Linked DNA regions of Homo sapiens: region 1 is linked to region 2. Evidence: chromatin loops called from intact Hi-C (ENCODE). Cell type or tissue: PC-3. All regions are shown on one strand. Links, peaks and the distances in the headings refer to the core of each region. The heading gives the core; the rest is flanking DNA. Region 1 has its middle 63 kb from the start of MIR4499. Region 2 overlaps CRYL1 (crystallin lambda 1).

What was found. A loop is a pair of places that touch in the nucleus more often than their neighbours do. Peaks named below come from ENCODE experiments on the same cell type or tissue, not always from the same donor. Only the 100,000 strongest peaks of a DNase experiment are listed, where the experiment ranks them.
Region 1: it touches region 2 in a loop (10-fold over the local background); 4 of 110 quality-filtered maps call a loop at or near these places.

The regions. Positions count from the first base shown.
Region 1 is chr13:20,367,848-20,373,156 of GRCh38, reverse strand. No RefSeq gene overlaps it. Among named protein-coding and RNA genes, the nearest start is that of MIR4499, 63 kb to the left of the region's middle. In PC-3, for the core only: no CTCF peak of the experiment used is centred there; DNase peaks (open chromatin) are centred at 1,956 and 3,076; H3K4me3 peaks cover 1,323 bases; H3K27ac peaks cover 3,331 bases.
Region 2 is chr13:20,417,532-20,422,909 of GRCh38, reverse strand. All of the region lies in intron 5 of CRYL1 (crystallin lambda 1), which reads left to right. Among named protein-coding and RNA genes, the nearest start is that of MIR4499, 14 kb to the left of the region's middle. RefSeq lists an enhancer at 2,684-3,883. In PC-3, for the core only: no CTCF peak of the experiment used is centred there; a DNase peak (open chromatin) is centred at 2,869; H3K4me3 peaks cover 399 bases; H3K27ac peaks cover 2,172 bases.

The DNA.
Region 1 (5,309 bases), core at 1-5,000, 50 kb after region 2:
TCCTGCTAGTTTTTCAGGGAGAGCCTGTAGTGTTTGTCAAAGCCTGTCTAACTAAGTGGGACTCGAACCCAGAACTCTAAGCACTAGGTACCTGCTGAGATCCAGCTTTTTGGCTTCCAAGTTGCTGCTTTCTGCTGGGCTCCTGGGTGTCTCCTCATGTACTCTGCACAGTTCATAAGTCAGCCAAGGACCTAGGGGAATTTTACACTAGTTTGGTGGTTTCCTTCTTTCTTCCTGCTTTCTGGGATTTTGCTGTTCAATTTCCAGATGGGATGGCAGCTCTGAACTTCAATCCGTGTCTGTTTAGCCCAATAACATCACTACTTCCTGCTTGACTGCCTATTTTGCCTTGCTGGATAGCGTCCTCCAGGGAAAGCCGGTTAAATGTGGAGCTGGTTAATGTGCTCCTTTTCTGTCAAGGATGAGGTTTGTGCCTGCTTTGGGTTGGTTTCTTGTGTCTTCAAACGGTTGCTGATTATATTCTGAGAAGAGTTTGTAATTGCTGTTAGCAGGACTAATGTTCAGTACAAGTGAGTGACTCTCTCATGACTAGAATCAGAACCTACTAGAGGAGCTTTGACAGATCTGGATGCTGAGTCTCCATCTCAGACAAGTTACATCAGAATTTCTGGGTATGGAAGCCAAGCAGCAGTATTTTTAAAGTATCCCAGGTGATTTCTGTGTGTAACCAAAGTTACCAGCAGCAACTCTGTGGAGGCTAAAGCTACTCCATCTTGGATGCGAATCAGCTATGTGGACTTCCGATTAACCTGTGTTCTGGGAATGCCTCTGAGATCTCTACTTTACTGTTACTGTAAATCCTGCTCTTAGGTCAAAATGATCTTGATCAGAAATCCTGCCTTTAGGCAGATTCAAATAGAATTCTTACCTGTCTCTCAGGGGTCCACTTCGCCTGTCTTACACATTCCTCACCTGTGGTACATAAGCTCTGGGTCTGCAGGGTAATGGCTCAGAAATCCACCAACTCATCCCACAGCCTCTGGGGACAGGGCTTCTGTTTGCAAGTCCCTGTTAAACATTTCTTACTGAGAAATCGGATGTGTCAGCCTTTTTCTTTGTCCCCTCAGCTTCTTTGGACTTTGGAAATAGGTTTTCATAGAGCTGTTCACCATGGAACATTTATTGAGCCTTTATTATGTGTCAGCATTTTTCATTAATTATTTTACTGAATTCTCTGGTAGCCTTATTATTTTCACAAGAGAAAACCGAGGCTTAGGTAAGTTAAGTAAATGTCCAGTGTCACACAGTTAGAATGTTCCAAAGCCAGGATTTGCGTGTAGTCAGTCTAACTTCAGAACTACAGTGTACGCACTATACTTTATTGCCATGCATTGGGGAGGACAGGTTCAGAGGGGAAGACCACACATTTAGTTTTGCATGAATAGTATTTTATCTTATTGGTATAATTTATTTTACAATTATCCATATTGTCGGATAGTTGGGATACTGTCAATAGACAATATTCTGCATAGGATATTTTGTACATGAACCTAAGTAAATCTCTACTGATTTACTTAGGATAAATTACTAGAAGAGGAAGTAGTTGGTAAATTGATAGGAATTTTTAAAAATCTTGGTACACTTTGCCAAACACCTCGCACAATGAACAAAAATGCTGGGTAGACCATGGCTTGGGTAATTTTTTTTCATTGGGTGATGTGTAATAGGATTGTTTTTATTTCAACTCGCCAATCTAGACTTGGACATCTGATTTTTATTCCATCTTCCTAGTTGTTGACAATGAATTTGTTGAGCCTCAAACTTGTCCATCGGAATGTGCTTGGGCCATTGTCTGATGGGCTTCCTGGTGGGGGTAGTGCCTAGAAGAGAAGGGAAGGGGGATGGCACTGTTCACACAGCACAGACACATCCTCCACAGAGTAAAACAGGTACTTCTGCAACTGGAGCTGAGTCACAGCCACAGCCCAGTTGTCTCTCAGGCCACCTTGGAATTTCCTGGCCATACTTACCTTTTCACAACTACCTTTCTGTAATTCCCTGTCATATTTACCTTTGGAGTGATTTGTGAGGGTTGGTGAAAAAATAAGATGAGATTCCTAAAAAACATGATACACCCTTTCTGGATTGACTACCTTCTTGTTTGGTGGTGAAAGGGCAGGAACAGAAGGAAGTTGAACACACGGCAGGATATGTGTGAGCCTGATTTGGCTGGATCATGATCAAGAGAATTGAGTGTTCTTAGCTCTTTCTTTTTTAAAAAAAATTATGACAGACTGATAACCTGGCATTTGTAGATATTTTCAAAGCATTGTTTCAAATAGAAAATGCTATGTAAACTGAAGCAAAAAGTTGATCATGCACAGCTCTGTAATGCAATACCTTACATTTTTCTTCTTTTGTTTTTACTGATTTTTTTTTTTTGAGACAGTCTTGCTCTGTCGCTAGGCTGGAGTGCAGTGGCACTGTTGTAGCTCAGTGCAGCCTCAAATTCCTGGGATGAAAAGATTCTCCTGCCTCAGACTCCCTGGTAGCTGAGATTATAGACGTGAACTACCATGCCCAGCTAATTTTAAAAAAATATTTTGTAGAGATGGGGTCTCACTATGTTGATCAGGCTGTCTTTCTCTTTTTAAAATGCTCTTTTCTGGGGAACTGACACCAAATCAGTAGTTTCTCCAAGGCATAGCACCACTGCATGGAAAATACAAAGTTACGCTTAAAAGTATTTTTGAGGTTAAATTCAGAATCTGTTGAAAATTCAAAGTAACTTCCTGACTTCCAAGATGAGTATATCAAAACCCAATAAAAATGAGTCCTGTTCAGTGTTATTATGGTTGTGTGGTTGCTAAATCTTGGAACCGATTTCTGTGACAGCCACATGAAGACCTGCCAATGCGTGACAGAGTAGTCCACAGGTGACTAATTCTGAAGAAGTTCTTTGTGTGTGAGTTAACCGTCTTTGTGGAGGTATAGCTACATGCAATAAAATGCACACATTTTAAGTGTATGCTTCAGTGAATTTTGACTAATATGTACAACCGCGTAACCACCATGCCAATCAAGACATGGAACATTTCCACATAAGGTTCTCCTGTGCTCTTTGCAATTTTCCCTCCAAACCCCTGCCCCAGGCAACGACTTATCTGATTTCTATCACCAGAGATTAGTTCCGCCAACTCTAGAACTTCATGTCAATGTTGTCATACGGCATGAATTCTTTTGTGTCCAGCTTATTTTGCCCTCAGAGTGATGTTTCTGAGAGTCATCATATGTGGGTGTGTGTCAAGTTCATTTTTTTACGGCTGAGCGGTAGAGTTTCTATTGTATGAACATTCCACGGTTTTTCCATTCACCTGTTGATGGACATCTGGGCAATTTTATTTTTAACCCCCAAGTGTTGGTTTTTGTGAATTAAGCTTCTGTGAATATTTGCATACAAGTCTTTTTATGCAAACATGTTTTTATTACTATGTCTAGAAATGGAACACATGAACGGTATTGTAAGTCTATGTTTATAAGAAGTGGCCAATCTGTTTTTCAATATGGGGGTACCATTTTCTATTCCTACCAGCAAGATGTAAGAGTTTTAGCCAGTCCTGGCAACATACAGAGACCCTGATTCCGTAAAAGTAAAAATAATAAAATCAGTGGGGTCTGGTGGTGCGCACCTGTGGTCCCAGCTACTCAGGAGGCTGATGTGGGAAGATTGCTTGAGCCTAGGAGGTTGAGACTGCAGTGATCCATGATTGTGCCATTGCACTGTAGCCTGGGCAACAGAGCGAGACCCTGTCTGGAAAAAAAAAAAGAGTTTCAGTTGCTCCATATCTTTGTCAGCACTTAATACACTGATCTTCTCAATTTTAGCCATTCTAGTGGATATGAAGATACCCTAACATGGTAATTAACATTTTCTGATGATGATGTTGAGGATCTTTTCATGTGCTTTTTGGCCATATGTATATCTTCTTCTATTTTCTGATTCCAATTTTTTAAATTAAAATTGTTTTAAACTTTTATTTAAAACTTTTTTTAGAGATAGAGTCTCACTATGTTGCCCAAGCTGGTCTCTAACTCCTGTCTTCAAGTGATTGTCTCTCTTCAGCCTCTGAATTTCCATTTTTAATGGCTTGCTTGTTTATGAGATTTGTAAGAGTTCTGAAATATTTTGGATAGAAGTCCTTGGAAGATTATGTGTCCTGCAACTACTTTCTCTCAGTCTGTGATTTATCTCATCATTTTCTGAATGGTTCCTGGAAGAACCCTTCTCCCTCTCTTTCATACAAATTTACACTTGAATTTCATTTTTCTGAACTTTTCAACTGTGGCAACCTCAGCACTTTTAGGAAGTATTGCTCTTTCTAGAAGAGATATGCTGTTCAGGAAACCTTGGCCTTTTCTCCACCACATGTTGTCAACTAGAGTAAGTTGTCCACACTGGGCTGTGGATCTATTTAACTGTGCCCGGGTCAGGGAAGCGACTCCTTTCCTGATTTGGGCCACTGAAGACCTACGTCAGGTTCCCACCTTAAAGCTTGTGTCTCACGTGCAACAGCTTTGCTGGTGCCAAGATCAAAAAGTGCAAAAACTACCTGTGGGGTGGGCCTTCAATGGGGAAGATGAACAATGATATGATCCAGGCGAAACATGAACATGCACCCAATGCAAAGCCACCAACTTTCCTCTTATACCAAACTCCCGAGCCAAGGCTGGAGTTGCCACGTGGCTGTTTTATGACCCAGTGGTAACCTAAGCACACAAACGCCTACTTTGGGCACTGTGTTACCTGGAGTTCCATCAGCATCCACAGGCCTACATTTTGGTATGGAACTTTAAAAAAAAAAAAAAAAAAAAAAACCAAATCCTATGTAGTCTCCAGGATCACTCTCCTATCCTAAACATCAGAACCAAATGGATCACCGAGCCTCCCTTACCACTGTCTGAAAAATGTCACCTCCTGAGCCAGAGTCATTTTTCTGGCACAACCACCCAGAACTGTTAACAATTATTTTCTGGTCACCTTTGGATTTTAATATTCAGAGCCACAAATACGGTCTTTTACCACATTTTGCTACAGTTAATTACACCTGGGGTCTGGAAAAGAGTGGCGCTACTTACTACAAATAAGAATTTGCATGGAAAAGGAGGAATGAGCAAGAAATAGAAACAGATTTAAGGAAATCTAGGTGTTGGCTGTTCTAGCTCAAGCTCATGATAAATCACAATTTTATCCTAGTGAATATCCCAGCGATGGGATGGATGGACAGAGGGTGTGTGAATTTTAGAACCTCACTTGTATTAGAGTCTGCACTAAGAACCCAGACCAAGGT
Region 2 (5,378 bases), core at 52-5,051:
TGGAATGATTAATATTGTTAAAATGTCCATACTGCCCAAGGTGATCTACAGATTCAGTGCAATCCCTATCAAACTTCCAGTGGCATTTTTCACAGAGTAGCGTGGCCCTTTGTTTGGAAAGACTGTAGATACCACTCGAGATGGGTTAGGATGCACATGACAAACTGTTGGAATGTGGGGCTCTTCCAAAAGGAGAGCAGGAGTGCAAGACTTTTCCAGAAAGGCTGGTGGCTTTGGCAGAGAAATGGCATCTAAGCATATTTGTAAAGCTTTCTCCTCCTCTATGTTAGAGTCAGAAGCTGCATGCCACCCGTGTGCAGAGCCAAGTCCAGCTCAGCTTTCCCACAGGTTTGCTTACACTTGCTGGGCGACCCCAGCCTGGCTGGAGGTGCAAGGGAGCACGTTTGTACCTTGTAATGATTTCTCTCTAGAGTAGTGCAGATGTTCGCAGGGATAATGTCAACTGCCACAGCAACTGGAATTCTATCTGCAAACTTTTATTTGCTGTGTTGGAATCATTAGTTAATTAGGACTTTTTTTTTTTTTTTTGGAAATGGAATTTCACTCTGTGGCCCAGGTTGGAGTGCAATGGCGTGATCTCGGCTCATGGCAATCTCCATCTCCCAGGTTCAAAGGCTTCTCCTGCCTCAGCCTCCCAAGTGGGTGGGACTACAGGCGCATGCCACCATGCCTGGCTAATTTTTTGTATTTTTAGTAGAGATGGGGTTTCTCCATGTTGGCCAAGCTGGTCTTGAACTCCTGACCTCAAATGATCGGCCTGCCTTGGCCTCCCAAAGTGCTAGGATTACAGGTGTGAGCCACCGCGCCTGGCCTTAATTAGGATTTTTTTTCTAGCAGCAATTTTCCATAAGAAGTAGACTATTTTTATACCATTATTTATTATTTTGTGGGTGGCCATTTTCTGAGTAGTCATATTGGTGAGCAACAAAACCCTATTGAAAAGAGAGATACTGCTGATTTATGAATTTAGAGATACCTGTATCCCCATTAATAAGCAAATAAATAACATCAACCACATACTCATTAAAAATCCCCAAAATGCTGCAAAGCTTCTATGTTAGTATTCTAACTCTAAAAATAAATAAATAAATAAATAAATAAATGAAAATGCTGTTACTATAACACCTTCTAGCAATCATTACCAATAGGTGCTTGAGCAGTGAATATAAATGATGGATTTCAGCTCCCTCAGTTTGAAGTTGGGAAGTTAACAGGCCAGGGGTAAGGGTCCCCAGAAGTAGAGGATGGGGGTAAGGAGCCCCCAAGAGAAAAGGCAAAGAGAAGAGAGGTGGGAGGTGACAAATGACACTGCATCCCTCTTCCCTTGTGGGAGCCAGCCTTTGTGCCTTCCATCAGCTGCAGGTAGAAGCCAGGTGAGAGGCCACTGGAGCCCTATGGGCCATCAAGGCAGGAAGCATCTCTGGGTAAAGATGTGGGGAGTAGGCAGATATGGGGCTTGTGCTCCATGGCTGTTTTTGGAGTCAGGGCTTACACTCTTTGGTTCAAAACTTATTGTAGTAAACTGTATTCCCAGAGGACCCCTCAATTAAAGTATCACTACCCTCATAGAATGGAAGTGAATGTATTCACATTCATACACAATGATGGATTCTTTTTGCTGTTGTATTTGTTGTAAAAGTCGAGGCTTTCCCTTTCTTTCAAACTCTATAATACTGTTGTTTTTCCCCCTAAAAGCATCATTATACACACAGTGTTCTAAGAAAAAGTGCACCAGGGAATTAGCACTGGGGCCTGAAGTACTCTGGAATGTCCCTTTTATTAGGGCAAAGTCTTTCCTCTCTTTCCTTTCCATTTTTTTTTTTGTTTGTTTGTTTCTATTTAAAAGCTCTATTTTAGGCTGGGCGCAGTGGCTCACGCCTGTAATCCCAGGATTTTGGGAGGCCAAGGCGGACGGATCATGAGGTCAGGAGATCGAGACCATCCTGGCTAACACAATGAAATCCTGTTTCTACTAAAAATACAAAAAATTAGCCAGGCGTGGTGGCGGGCCTGTAGTCCCAGCTATTTGGGAGGCTGAGGCAGGAGAATCGCTTGAACCCAGGAGGCGGAGGTCGCAGTGAGTTGCGATCACGCCACTGCACTCCAGCCTGGGCGACAGAGTGAGACTCTGTCTCAAAACACACACACACACACACACACACACACACACACACACACACACACACAACCTCTATTTTAAAGAAAAGTCAAAGGGAAAAACTCCACCTGTGTTTGCTCTACCCTAAGTCAATTGCTTTCATTTTCCTTTGTTCCTGTCTAGTCTCTATTATGAACATGCTACTCAAGTTTTTATTCATTCTTAATGGCTTTATGATATTTCATTTAGCTGGTCTTTTTTTTTTTTCTTTTAAATCCAATCTTTCCCTTACTGCGGGATGTTTTAAGGTCAGGCCTCAGTGAGCCTCTATGCACATATGGTTTCTTCTTCTGGAGTCTTTTCTGGAATAATTCTGGGAGTGGGCTCAGCCTGCGGGAGAGTAACATTTTTATAACTTGATAGATGTAGCTGAGATGCCTCCCAGAGGGGAGACCCGCCTCTCCTCCGGCAGCTGTGCACGTAGGCTTGTTCCCAGCAGCCTGGCCAGGGTGGTCCACCTGGTGTTTCTCATCTTCTTTCCCCGGAGCGCTGACTCCTGCGCGTCCTCTTGGAAGACTCTTGACAGGACGGGTGTTTTATGGGTGTGATTCAGTGTCCTCTTGCATCAGTTCAATGTGGTGGTGTTCAATCAACCCTTGTAGCGTTAGCAAAATTTGCTCAAGTCATTCCGCAGGAATGTCTGTGTCTTGCTTCCAAGAAAGCTTGTAAGTGCCGGCAACAGGCCAAGCAGCTCACAAACCTGACCACAAGCCTGTGAGTAATTGTGGGGCAGCACTTAGCAGTCTTTTATTTTCGACTTATTAAAGTCTCATCTTGGCCTCACCTTCTCCCTGGAAGGTGGCGTGGGTGGGAACCACTGGGTCAGATCTTTTTCACCCTTGCCGTGGAGCCAGTTTCCTGTTGCATGTGGGGGAAGCAACATGTGGTGAAGAGTATAGAAAACGAAAACATGTGGGTACAGTATGTATAAGTGGAGGGAACAAACTCATAATTCCAACTAGTTTCTCATGAGAGACTCATGAATCATTGTGGTAGTTCTCAATATAAACTTAATCTAGGCCGGATGTGGTGGCTCACACCTGTAATCTCAGCACTCTGGGTGGATCACTTGAGGTCAGGAGTTTGAGACCAGTCTGACCAACATGGAGAAACCCCATCGCTACTAAAAATACAAAATTATCCAGATGTGGTGGCTCACACCTGTAATCCCAGCACTTTGGGAGGCTGAGGCGGGTGGATCACTTGAGGTCAGGAGTTTGAGACCAGCCTGACCAACATGGAGAAACTGTGTCTCTACTAAAAATACAAAATTAGCTGGGCGTGGTGACGCATGCCTGTAATCCCAGCTATTTGGAGGCCGAAGCAGGAGAATCGCTTGAACCTGGGAGGCAGAGGTTGCAGTGAGCCGAGATCCTGCCATTGCACTCCAGCCTGGACAACAAGAGCAAAACTCCATTTCAAAATAATAATAATAATAATAAACTTAATCTCTAACTCTGTTACTCCCTGTAGCATTTGCAAGGACCCTAGGGCTGGATGTTTCTCAGAGGGATAGTCTAGTACCCTAGCTCATGCTCGAGTTACTTCTGTGCAAGTGACTGTTCTTGTCTGGGTCTGTCCTTGAACATCTCTGGAGATGAGAAAATCACCGAGATTTAACTTTGTTCCATCCTTTCTTTCACTAGAGATTGAGATGGACGTGCTGGTGTAATCCTTTCTTCTTGGCCGCTGCCCTGGGGTGATCCACACAAGCCCAGTGCTTTCTTCATGTCGCCCTCGTAGGGCTGAAGGTGGCAGAGTACTCTACTTCTCGCTGTTGCGTTTCTTTATTTGACACTCACCTAAGATAAAACCTTTTGTGACTCCTGACTCTTAATTTTTCTCCTGTTTCTCAGTTGACAGTGGACTTATGCCCAAACTCTAGCTGAGGAGTGGAAGAACTTGAATAGAACCTCATCCAAATTCCTGGGTAGCAAGTCTGTGTTCCTGCTGGTGATAGTAGTAGTAAAGTTATTGTAGTGTTTGCACAAGAAAAATGTGAAAATTCAGGACCAAGTTTGGGGGAAAAGTAGAGCAAAACAAAATAGAAGATCAAAAGCTGGGAATTAGTAAAAAAGAAGTGGATGAGGAAGAATGGTATGAAGAAAAATGAGAAAAGCAAATGAAAATGAGGCCATGCAAAAAATACATGAATCAGAAAATTAAATCTAGGAATGGGATGATTATAGAGAAGGAAAGATGGTTCGGTGTAGCTGGTGATCAGTAGAGGAGATAGTCACGGAGGAGGATTTATCCATCAAATATCGTGTGCCTCCACCACACAAGTTTCTCTCCTGCCTTCCTCTTCTTCTGGGACTGTCCGAAGGACCAGAGTAAGTACCACAGCATCTGTTAACCCTTTGCTATTGTTAATTGTTAGATGTGTCTTGCTTCCTCTTCTCCCCATCCCCACCCCACAAACAAACAGAAGTGCTTGATCCAAGATCCCTGAGGGTATCTGTCCCCTGAGAGGGTCAGCTCGGCCAGGCTAGAGCGTCCAGTCACTCAGTCAAACTCAGTCTAGATGTTGCTGGGAAGGTATTTGGTACATAGTTGACTTTAAGTAAATGAGATTATTCTCCATAGTCTGGGTGGGCTAAATCCAGTCCATTGAAAGGCCTTGCAAGCAGAACTGAGATCTCCCTGAGGAAGGAGAAATTCCACCTGCAGACTGTGGGGTAGTTCCTGCCTGGAGTTGCCGGCCTGCCCTCCTGATGGCCTGTCCATGGCTTTCTGACTTGCCAGGCCCACAGTCACATGAGCCAATTCCTTGAAATAAATCTCTTGATGTATGTGTGTATGTGTGTGAATCTTACTGGCTTTGTCTGGTAGAACCCTGAGTGATACATCCCTAAACCTTTCATTCGACTTAACATTTGTTTCATAGCAGTTGGGTACGTTATTAACTATCTTGCATTTTCTCCTACTTCACGGATGTCTTGTGGCTCCTCTCAGCCTGGGCATTTTCTCCTACCAAATCAGGTGCAAAATATGTGCCCCAGCTATGCATGTGTTACTCCACTGTGGAAAAATCTCAGGTTTTAACTAAGGAAGCAGAAGCAAGGAGTTTTTCAATAAAAGGGGTTCCTTAACACTGTCTGGGATCTCTTTGCCCAATGATTTTCAGGACGCGAAACCATGTTTTGAACTAACAGTGATTGTAGTATTCATTGCTTTGTATGATTTTTAAATAATCTTT